Linked DNA regions of Homo sapiens: region 2 is linked to region 1. Evidence: read pairs that join two places in POLR2A ChIA-PET (ENCODE). Cell type or tissue: MCF 10A. All regions are shown on one strand. Links, peaks and the distances in the headings refer to the core of each region. The heading gives the core; the rest is flanking DNA. Region 1 overlaps LOC105372932 (a long non-coding RNA gene). Region 2 overlaps DUSP10 (dual specificity phosphatase 10).

The links. ChIA-PET counts read pairs that join two places held together with the same protein. Peaks named below come from ENCODE experiments on the same cell type or tissue, not always from the same donor. Only the 100,000 strongest peaks of a DNase experiment are listed, where the experiment ranks them.
Region 2: POLR2A ChIA-PET joins it to region 1 with 6 read pairs; 6 of 35 experiments call an interaction of 5 or more read pairs at or near these places.

What each region holds. Positions count from the first base shown.
Region 1 is chr1:221,460,081-221,465,468 of GRCh38, reverse strand. The region is part of intron 3 of LOC105372932 (a long non-coding RNA gene); the gene reads right to left. Among named protein-coding and RNA genes, the nearest start is that of LINC02817, 130 kb to the right of the region's middle. In MCF 10A, for the core only: no CTCF peak of the experiment used is centred there; a DNase peak (open chromatin) is centred at 2,928.
Region 2 is chr1:221,700,347-221,705,734 of GRCh38, reverse strand. DUSP10 (dual specificity phosphatase 10) reads left to right here. Exons shown (of 4, transcript NM_007207.6): 4 at 3,058-4,311. The coding sequence ends at 3,323. Among named protein-coding and RNA genes, the nearest start is that of DUSP10, 39 kb to the left of the region's middle. In MCF 10A, for the core only: no CTCF peak of the experiment used is centred there; no DNase peak of the experiment used is centred there.

The DNA of each region.
Region 1 (5,388 bases), core at 74-5,073:
ATTTTAAAGAGCATTACTTAGGGTCAGCCTCATTCGTAGGATAGTATTTGATCTAACACTTGAAGGACATGAGGGAGTTAGTAGTGTGGATATCCGGAGGCAGAACTTTGCAGGCTGAGGAGACTAGCAGTGCATAAGCCCGATGGGTCAGAAAGGTGAGAAGCTAGTGTGGCCAGCATGAGTGGGTTAGAGGGAGACAGAGTACATATAATGTCAAGGAGCTAATGATGGCCAGATCCCACAGGGCATTTTAGACCAATATGAAGACTTAACTTTTACTCTAAGTGAAATGGAAAGTCACTGGAAAATTTTGAACATAGGAATGACATGATCTGACTTAAAGATTCTTCATGTAGAGAGACTGGATAACAGAGGGACAAGGTGATCAGCAAGGTGGTGACCGTAGAAGTCTGGAGAGAGATGCTGATGAGTTAGAATCATGTTGTAAGTGGTGGAGGTAGTAAGATATAATGCAGTTTTGTTATATTTTGAATGTACAACCATCAGGAATTTTTGACAATGAGAAATAGGACATGAGAGAAAGAGATGAGTGAAGGATAATACTAAGATTTTTATTTTGAGACACTGGATGCAGGGGAAGGGTGTAGGAGGAGCAAATGTAGAAGGAAGATCTGGAATTCAGTTTTGGACATCCTGAACTTAAAATGTCAGTTAGACAACCCCAGTGAAACTGTTGCCTCGATCATTGGATATTCCAATCTGGAATGAAGGAGTAAAGTCTGGACTTGTGATATACATTTTAAACCATCAGATTGGATGAGATCAACAAAGGAGTGAATGAAGCTAAAACAAAGAGATGAGTTACAAGAATTGACTCCAAAGTACTTCAACATAAAGGGGTAAAGAAAACAAAGAGAAACTAGCAAAGGAGATTTGGAAGAAGTATTCAGAAGGTAGGAAGAAAGCCAAGGATATATTATTTCAGAAGTAGAGAAGATATTTCAAAAGGTGGAAATAATCAATCAATCATCTCAAATCCTGTCAGTTGGCCAAGTTAGATGAGATCAATGATAATTGACCATTGAATTTGGCAATAAGGAGTCCAATGGTTACCTTAATAAGGCATTTTCTGTGAAAAGGTAGAGGTAAAAACTCAACTACGGAGTGGAAGGAAATGGAACAGCCAGTGTAGAAAACAGCTCTTAGAGGGGTTTTGTTGCACTGGGAAGCTGAGTGAATTAAGAAGGTGCTATTTTAAGATGGAAATAATCCAGGAAAGAGGGATACAAGAGACAGCAGAATTGCTGGAGGAAAACCCTTGAGTGGGCCAAAGGAATTGCCTCTAGATAGGAATAAAAGTTGTCTTTTTCCCCTCTTGAATTCCTTTTGGGATCATTCCACTAGCTTCAACAATGATACATCTCCTTTACTAAAAATGGAGAGGTGGGCTCTCTTTGAATAACTATCAGTATCACAAAATGGTTGATGATTTATCTTTGTTTGTGACATTAATTAAGGAGCTTAGTGGTTATTTCTTGTGAGTGGCAGGAGAAGATATAATGACGGACCAATTAATTCTATTTTTCAAAGCACCATATTCAGACACCAGCTACTACATAGTTGTGTGTTCTGGGTCACAAAATAGACCAGATGGAGACAGTGTGTGTAGATCAGTGCCAAATTCTACATGCAACTGGAAAAATGATTGCAAAGCACTTATTTTGCTAATAGTTTGACAGTATATTTATCTTCACATATATTAACAATTGTTATTATTATGAGCAAATCTAGTATGACTATGGAAACTCTTTTCAAATATTTTCCAGCTTGCCCAGATCACACTTCCATTCCCACAGCAAGATCTTGATATTTCTGATCACATTGCATTTTCCTAACTCCTGCAATTTCTTCCAGTTGCAACTCCTCCCACCCTATTTCAATGTCCTAGTTAAATTTACCATCTGCGGAGCCTTCCATGATCATCACACCAATGTGAACTCTTCTCAAGACTTCTAGAGCTTTTTTTGTATAGCACTCATTCAGCATTTGTAATGTGATACTTTGCTTTAGTTGTGTGTATAATTATTAAAAGTTTTCTCCTACTAGATTCAAAGCCCTTGAAATATAAGAATATAACATTAATTAATATACTCTAAAACCCCTTATCTAGTAAATATTCACAGATATATATACATATATATAAAATAAATGAATGAAGAAAGGAAGAAATACACTTCTATAAAGGTAATGGTGATCATAATTTTGCCAATAATATAAACAAAATCTGCTAAAGGGGCTTGTACAAATAAAATGTGAATTTTATCTGTATAAAATCTCTGGCTTTGGCTAAAGAGAAAGTGCCTAGAATGTCTTATCATCTTTTTTGCATTTCATTTAAGGGAGGATTCATTATTAAAGCACAGTGAGGATAGCTAAGAGCTTTTTATCAAGTTATATTTCAAGCTGATTATTTTCAGCAATTACTGAACTGGGGGGAGGAAGGTGGTGGGGAAGGAAATGTGGTAGAGAGGAAATTCTTTAAAGTAATGATTGACATCAGAAACTGGTTAGATGATCTAAAACAATAACACTTTTCAGCAATAGTGCTCTTCTTTCAGAATCATAAACTAACAGTCAATTGGCGAAGTAGAACACGGGAATTCTCTGAGCTTTCAGAGCCAGTTCTTTCTGTCAGTTACCTGTGGTGTTCATTAGTAGTACCTCCTAGGTCTGCACATGCAATAAGCACTTACTGAGCATTTAGTATGTTCCAGACATTGTTATGAGCACTTTTTAAGATGTATGACATATTTAATCACTGCCACAAATGTATGAAGTAGGAACTGTTACTATCCCATGTTACTGATCCCAGAACTAAGGCAGAGAGATGTTGCATAACCTGTCTAAAATTACAAGGCTTGTAAAAGGCAACCAGCCCCTAAGAGTCTGACCACTGGCCGTACAGGGCCTCAAAGTTTCTGGCAGACTTACTATTCCAAGCAAGTTAGAACAAGCCTGAGCATTTGGTCATAACCAGTCATTCTCCTTTCTCCAAATCAAACCCCTAGTTAATATTAGGGCAAGAGAAGGAGATCTGAGGAGAATAAGCAATAACATAAAATTTAAAAAATTGAGTAAAGTAGAATAAAATAAATTCATTTATTGAGGCTGTGTAAGTAGGGTGCCTAATTTCTCTCCTGTCCATAAGGGGAGGCTTTTACAGGGGTGGGTGATGACAGAGTCAAGGAAGCCTTAGAATGTGTTGTGCATGATTTCCCACAATTTTAGAGGTTGGTAGGTTAGCTAGTCCTGGGTACTTGCAACTAACAAGATTAGAATGTGTGTTTAGTTGTATTTCCCACGTCTCTGCAGAAAAACTTCTTTCAAGGGAAATGTGATGACCTCAATCTTAAAGCAATCACTTTCTTTAGAAAATATTATTATCGAATTAGTCAGGCCTCATTCCCATGGCACTCAATAGGAGGGCAGGATCTTTCACACTTGAATAGTGTGTAATGGGGTCTCCACAGGACAAAAGGAGTTTATTACCAGAAGAATGTTAAAGAGAAGGTATGCTGGATAAAGAAAACCTGTAAATAGCATATAGTCCTTTACATGTATTCCTGGTGAGAAAGGATGAAGGTTTGAAATAAGGGATAATATAAACAGGGGAAGAGGTGCTCAACATCTTAGTCACTAGGTTAAAGCCAATCGGTAAAGTACAATGAGATCCATGCCACACACTCACTAGAATGGTTAAAATAAAAAAGCTGCAAATAACAAGCATTAGCTAGGACGTAGAGAAACTGGAGGCTCATGCATTGCTGGCAGGAAGAAATGGTACAGCCATTTTAGAAAAGAGTTTGTCAGTTTCTTAAAAAATTAAACATATATTCATCACATGACCCAGCAATTCTACTCCTATATATCTAGCAAGAGAAATGAAAACATACGCCCACAAAAAGATAGGTACACAGATATTTATAACAGCATTATTTATAGCAGCCCCAAACTAGAAACAACCAAAATGCCCATCAATGGATACATAGACAGACAAATTGTGGTATAGCCATAAAATGGAATACTATTCAGCAATAAAAAAACAAGGTAATGACACACGTTGCAACATAGCTGAATCTCAACAACATCACGCTAAGTGAAAGAAGCCAGATGCAAAAGACCACCTGATTCTATTTATATGAAATGTCCAGAAAAGGCAACCCATAGAGACAGAAGGTAGTTCCATGGTTGTCAGAGACTCAGCAAGTGGGGATTAATTGCAACTGTGCCCCAGGGAACTTTTGGGGAAGGGAAAGTGTTCTAAATCGGGATTGTGGGGACTGTTGCACAAATGTATAATTTTACTCAAACTAATCAAACTTTACACTTACAATGGGTAGATTTCTGGTTTTTAAATTCGTAGGTTGGTGCAAAAGTTATTGCAATTTTTGCCATTACTTTTAATGGCAATTTCAATATTTCAATAAAGCGATTTTAAAATGATGTCAGGGGAGAAGTGAATAAGATGTATTTGAAAGAAGCAGGAAAAGAAGAATATAGAAGATTCCAGACTCAGTGGCTGGTTTTCTGTGAAGGACAAGTGAGAAGAATTTAAGGTGACTTTGTGGTGATGCTTAACAAATACAAGAATGATACCAAGTAAGTGCTCAAAGAAACAACAGTAAAACTAAGTCTATATGATCCTCTTCATTTTATAAGCAAAGCAACTCTCTTTTTCTAGTCCCTTAAAAGTTTAGGATTGGAAGAAATTTCATGGCTTCATTTTCTTAGCTCTCACCAGAGTCTTGATTCTTTAAAAGAAACACTTCCAGAATGTCTGATACAAAGAAAACTAAGAGCATGTTAATTCTCAGGAAAGGCTCTGCTAGTAAGGGTTATGTTTTATTTTAGGAGCACAGAGGCTAAGATACCTTTAGAAACCTTGGCCCACTGGGGACATAATAAACCTCTTCTTTTTTTAGCCTCTTCCCTGAAGTAATCAAAGCTTCTTCTCACTGTTACATGAGTTAAACAGTACAATATCTCAGAGAGAGAAATTTCTACTTATACATCAGTTAATCCTACCATTTCTGATGATTTAGTTTGGAAGAAAGCTAGCTTTCCCTATGAAGACTAGATTTCAAAAAGGATATTCTTCTAAATTTTTGGTTTTTTGTTCAAGAAAAACTCAGTACCTGACTGCTTTCCCCAAAGCTTCCCCAAGTTAATTTTTCATTAGCCTATGGATGAGTGTAGTCTGACTACAAAGCTACCTAGATGCATTTCTCTACCAATACATTGAAAATAAACTTAGCTTGGAAGATTTGATACAAAATTATTTAGTACAGTTTACAAATAAATAGATGATCTATAACTATAGAGTTTTTAAACATCAGGAGAAAAACATTATATAGGACATAGTTTCAT
Region 2 (5,388 bases), core at 262-5,261, 240 kb before region 1:
TACTTGATCTACTAGCGCCGTTGAGCACCTTGGAAGCAATATCTAGTGAATATGACACCCCTTCCAAACATACCTATGCCTTCCGGTCACCCTACTAAGCCTTATTCATCCAGCATAAGGGGAGATGGTACTAGGTTTCCTTTGACAGTCTGCCCCAAACTCATTGAACTAGGAAAGATCAGGTTGTGTAGACGGAGTAGTTCCCAAGGAGGAAGTTTTAGCAACAGCACGCTTTGATCCCCAGAAGGAAGCAACTATTAGCCTAATCCTAATCTTAATTTCTGCAACTTCTATAGCCCCAAACTGCTATAAGACTCAAAATATCGCCGGGCGCGGTGGCTCATGCCTGTAATCCCAGCACATTGGGAGGCCGAGGCGGGTGGATCACCTGAGGTCAGGAGTTTGAGACCAGCCTGACCAACATGGAGAAACTCCATCTCTACTAAAAAAATACAAAATTAGCCAGGCGTGGTGGTGCATGCCTGTAATCCCAGCTACTCAGGAGGCTGAGGCAGGAGAATCGCTTGAGCCTGGGAAGCGGAGGTTGCAGTGAGCTGAGATCACGCCACTGCACTCCAGCCTGGGCAACAACAGTGAAACTCTGTCTCAAAAAAAAAAAAAAACACTCAAAATATCATTTTGGGAGCACCTGCAATATAGCAAAACTCAACATTTATTTTTTTTTACGTAACTTCAACTTTTATTACCATAAAGGGGTGGCCTAGTACTTTTCCTAAATATTACAGCAGGTTGTTATTCCAGGAAGAATACAGTTAAGTGGAGTGGGGTGTTCCTTTGTCAGAGAAAGAAAAAAACAGCCTCAGGTTTAACAGCCAGTGGGGTCTGGTGGATTTGCTGTAGTGTTGACATCTCTGGTCATTTTGCCAAGCTGTTTTCCTTGCTAATTATGCCGTCAGCACAGGACCATGGAATATTGAGTCTGAAAGGAAATTCAGGGTGATCACTGAACTTAGAGAAGTAAAGTGACTTCTTCAAGGTCATAGGAATTCTAGTGTCCAAGAAGGGGCCAGAATCCAGGGTTTTTGACTCCCAAGCCTGAGGCCTTTTCACAACACACTAAGGCAATGTTTATGATGCCCTATTAAGTAATTCCCAACTGGCAACACTGAGGATGCAGAGATACTGCAGATTCTTTATTAATAAAATCTGAGCCAAACCTGGAGCGCTGAGGAAGAAAAATTTCTCAACAAGCATATGAGGAACTTCTGGTTGATACATGATGTGATGTTATGACTGAGATTCCATCTGACTTAACTCCAGTTGGAGGAAGTTAGGAAATTGTTTTCTATTTAATGAGTAGGGTAAGATATACTTGTTCTAAGAGGATTTCAACTAAAGCTCCTTCTCACATTCCTTATAGATTATTCAGGCTTACCTGCCTTTTTTTTTTTTTTTTTAAGGAAAACAAAACCAATAACAAATAGCATTCAGCCCGAAGAACAACTCCATATCACAACCTGCATAGGCACAATTTTATTTTCATTGTTATATTATTGGATAAACTGAAATCTTACAGTCTTGCTTTAGTAAAAACACAGCAGGTTTTATAAACATAATAGCTTTCACTGAGAGTGTAATATAAGCTGAGCAGCATCTAAGTTTAGTGTTTATACCAGTTTATTTATTCCTGAATCAAGTGTGTGTAGTGGAACCGGTGGTCCAGCCAGGCACTCAGAAGCTCATTCTCTCACCACCATGCTTTCTGGTCTTGACTTGGAGCTAAATACCGTGTGCTGAAGGGAAAAAGTTGAAAAAGAGAGATGCTTACTTTTCTTGAAATACTGTTGACTATGAGAAGTAAACTTCATCTGTAAATTTTTAAGATGAAAATTTACATCAGGTTTTTTTTCCTTGGTCCACTGGTGGGTAGCCAGTAGATGTAGTTTAGGTGAAATCACTACTCTCTCTACCCCTTCTCCTTCCCTACCTGTTTATCTAATTGGTGTTCCTTCAAGGAAGCTTTCTTAGGGATGTGTTAGAGTCTAGAAATGTCATTAAGAATCTGTTCAGGTAGTGCCCACATGCTATTGTCCTGAGCTTTTAATATATTTGAAAACTTAGCAAGTCTTCCTCTTTCAATTGCTCTGGATTTTGAGCCATTGCTGGGATTCCTCCATCTTCTGCATTATTGCCACACTGGAATGTCATACATGGAAGCAAACGGGATTGAATGCTTGAGAGGTGACACCCTCGGCCTGTATACTACTAGCCTTTAGTTAACTTTGCAACAACTGGATTTTCTGGGGAGAAGCTGAACATAGTATCTTCCTAGTTAAGCTTTATTCCTTTAACCTTAATCAGGGTTTAGTAAGACTAAAACTCTTATCCATTTAATGCCCGTTCCTGTACAGAGCAATTCTATAGAATAAAGAAAGTGTTTTTTCTCTATTACAAGTGAGAGAGTTGTTACTAGCACTAGGTTTGTTAAGTCACACAACCGAAAATTGGAATTAACATCCTTAATCCAAAGAGGAACTGCATATATATATATATACACACACACACACACACATACACACACATACATATACATATATATGTGTGAGTGTATATTTTCATGTGTGTGTATAATTTTTCCCCTTCCTCTCTCCTTTTCCTTCATTCTTTTTTTTTCTTTCAGTAGTGTAATTCCAGAAAAAAAGAGAACAAGACATTTGAGAGAAGGTTCAGTGACTGTTAGAGTCGACTTGATCAGTAGCTTGTTCAACGTGAAAGTTAACTGTGTTATAGGTCTGGCTTCCGGCCACTGCTGTCACCTGTGCAGCAAACTGTTCCTATGAGCAATTCTTTCATTTAATCTTCTCTTTAAATGTAGATGTATAGCTTCTTGTTCGTGCTGATATCAACTTTAGCCAGTTCTGGAAGTTGTGACATAAGTATACGTAATGAACTAGTGGATTATACTTGGCTTTAAAACTGTTTTAATTCATTATTTCTATACAAAATAAGGCATTGCAAAGTTGAGATGAAAGTTTCTCTCTCCGTGCCTCTCTCTTCCATCTTCCCTTCATCTCTTGTCTTTCTCCCTTTTTTCAGAGGAAGCTCACCAGTGTGGGAAGGGGCTTCTCATCCACTGCCAGGCTGGGGTGTCCCGCTCCGCCACCATCGTCATCGCTTACTTGATGAAGCACACTCGGATGACCATGACTGATGCTTATAAATTTGTCAAAGGCAAACGACCAATTATCTCCCCAAACCTTAACTTCATGGGGCAGTTGCTAGAGTTCGAGGAAGACCTAAACAACGGTGTGACACCGAGAATCCTTACACCAAAGCTGATGGGCGTGGAGACGGTTGTGTGACAATGGTCTGGATGGAAAGGATTGCTGCTCTCCATTAGGAGACAATGAGGAAGGAGGATGGATTCTGGTTTTTTTTCTTTCTTTTTTTTTTTGTAGTTGGGAGTAAGTTTGTGAATGGAAACAAACTTGTTTAAACACTTTATTTTTAACAAGTGTAAGAAGACTATAACTTTTGATGCCATTGAGATTCACCTCCCACAAACTGACAAATTAAGGAGGTTAAAGAAGTAATTTTTTTAAGCCAACAATAAAAATATAATACAACTTGTTTCTCCCCCTTTTCCTTTTAAGCTATTTGTAGAGTTTATGACTAAATAGTCTGTGCAGGTTCATAGACCGAAGATACTACACACTTTAAACCAATTAAAAAGAACCAAAAGTAAATAGAAAAGACATTGAATCACCAAGGCCTGGGATCAACCTGGGCTGTCCACACAGAAAACAAAAACCCAACCAAACCAAGCCCTGTTGTGCTCACTGGTGCAAAGAGAAGATCAGGGCAGCTTAAGTGGTCTAAGAATCCTTCAGGCATTCTTTAAGGAGAAAAAGGATACCTTTGATTTTGTGTGTTTCATGCTCTGGATTTTTTTTTTTTTTCCTTCTCTGGGTTTAAGAGATTTTTTTTGAAATAGTGAGGAACTGACCATTATATGCCTTCACTGGCTTCTTGTGCAATAATATGATGTTTTAAGTGTGCAAACAAGTTAGAGCTGGCAGCTGAATGATAGACAAATAGTGCAAATTTGCCAGCTTGGAGATAGAAAGGAATTCAACAATATATCAAATACTTTCCTTCCCACCTTTTTCCTTTTTTTTTTTTTTTTCTGATTTGATTCTGGTTACAGTGCCATAAACCTTGTTACATATGTATATCAGAATGTAAGAAAAAAAAATTTATTTAAAAATATTTTTCGCAAAAAAAAAAAAAATCTTGGTGTGTTTCTGTTGATTGTGTAAAAATTTATTTTCATTATATAAATGAAACTGGTTTAGGATGTGTCTTTTTTTCCCCTCTCTTTTACCTTAACTCAGGTTCAAGCCTTTCTTAAGCTCTGGTAACTTGCATATACAACAAAGTTGAAATAAAACAGATTTTTATATAGGGAAAGAGAGATGAGGAAGGGAACATATCCAGTTTTCTCACTGTGAAACAGAGTTAGCAAGGAAGTGGAAGAGCTCCAGTATTGATCTGCCCAGTCACTGTCCCTTATATTCTCACAATGCTGTCATCCTCTCCTGCAAATATCATTCCTTTTGCATCGGGGAAGGCTTGCATTAAGGGGATCCCATCTGCCTTTGCGCCTTGGTGACCAAATCCCTGCCAGATTGATTGGTGAGAATTCAGTGATCTCCCTAGTGGCTATTTGATAAATACTTAGGACAATCTTCCATTTAGGGATCTTGATGTTCCTCCCCCCACCCCCCCACCCCATTGTCACTTGCTCACTTGGCATCTTTGGTGACATTAACCATGTAATGCGTTGCAGCAAATTGCTATTGCCTACTCTTTTCCCCAGCAAACTGAAACTCAGCTCCATACATGTGTACAGCTTCCTTATAACACTGGGTTAATGCATAGCTGGGTTCCCAATTCACTGTTGATGGAGGGTTGGGGGTATGGGAAAAACACAATGCAAATATTTTCTGTGTTTCATTAAATTAAAAGTCTAGTGGGACTTGGCCATAAGGAAGATTTATGGCAAACTGAAATTTGCCTGGGGTGAATAAAAGAGTTGAAGAATCTGGCATGTTGGATTCTATGTGACAACATTTGACATAAATAATTTTGTGTATGTTGGCTTGAAAATGTTAGGAAATATTTTTGACATTTAAAAAAATAGCTTTTCTACCAAAAATAATTTAAATTTTTCTTTTATAGAAAAGTGGAGACTGAATTTAACAGGAATTAACAGCTGTTTTAGATTATTTTAATAGAAAGTGTTAATCAGGTGAAAAGCAAATCTCTGCTTTGTGCTTTCTACTCCTCAGGCTAACAATTTCCTTGGTGTTAGAGTATTTAAGGAGTGAGGTTGATATATAATTAGTGATTTAAAATACATGGTAA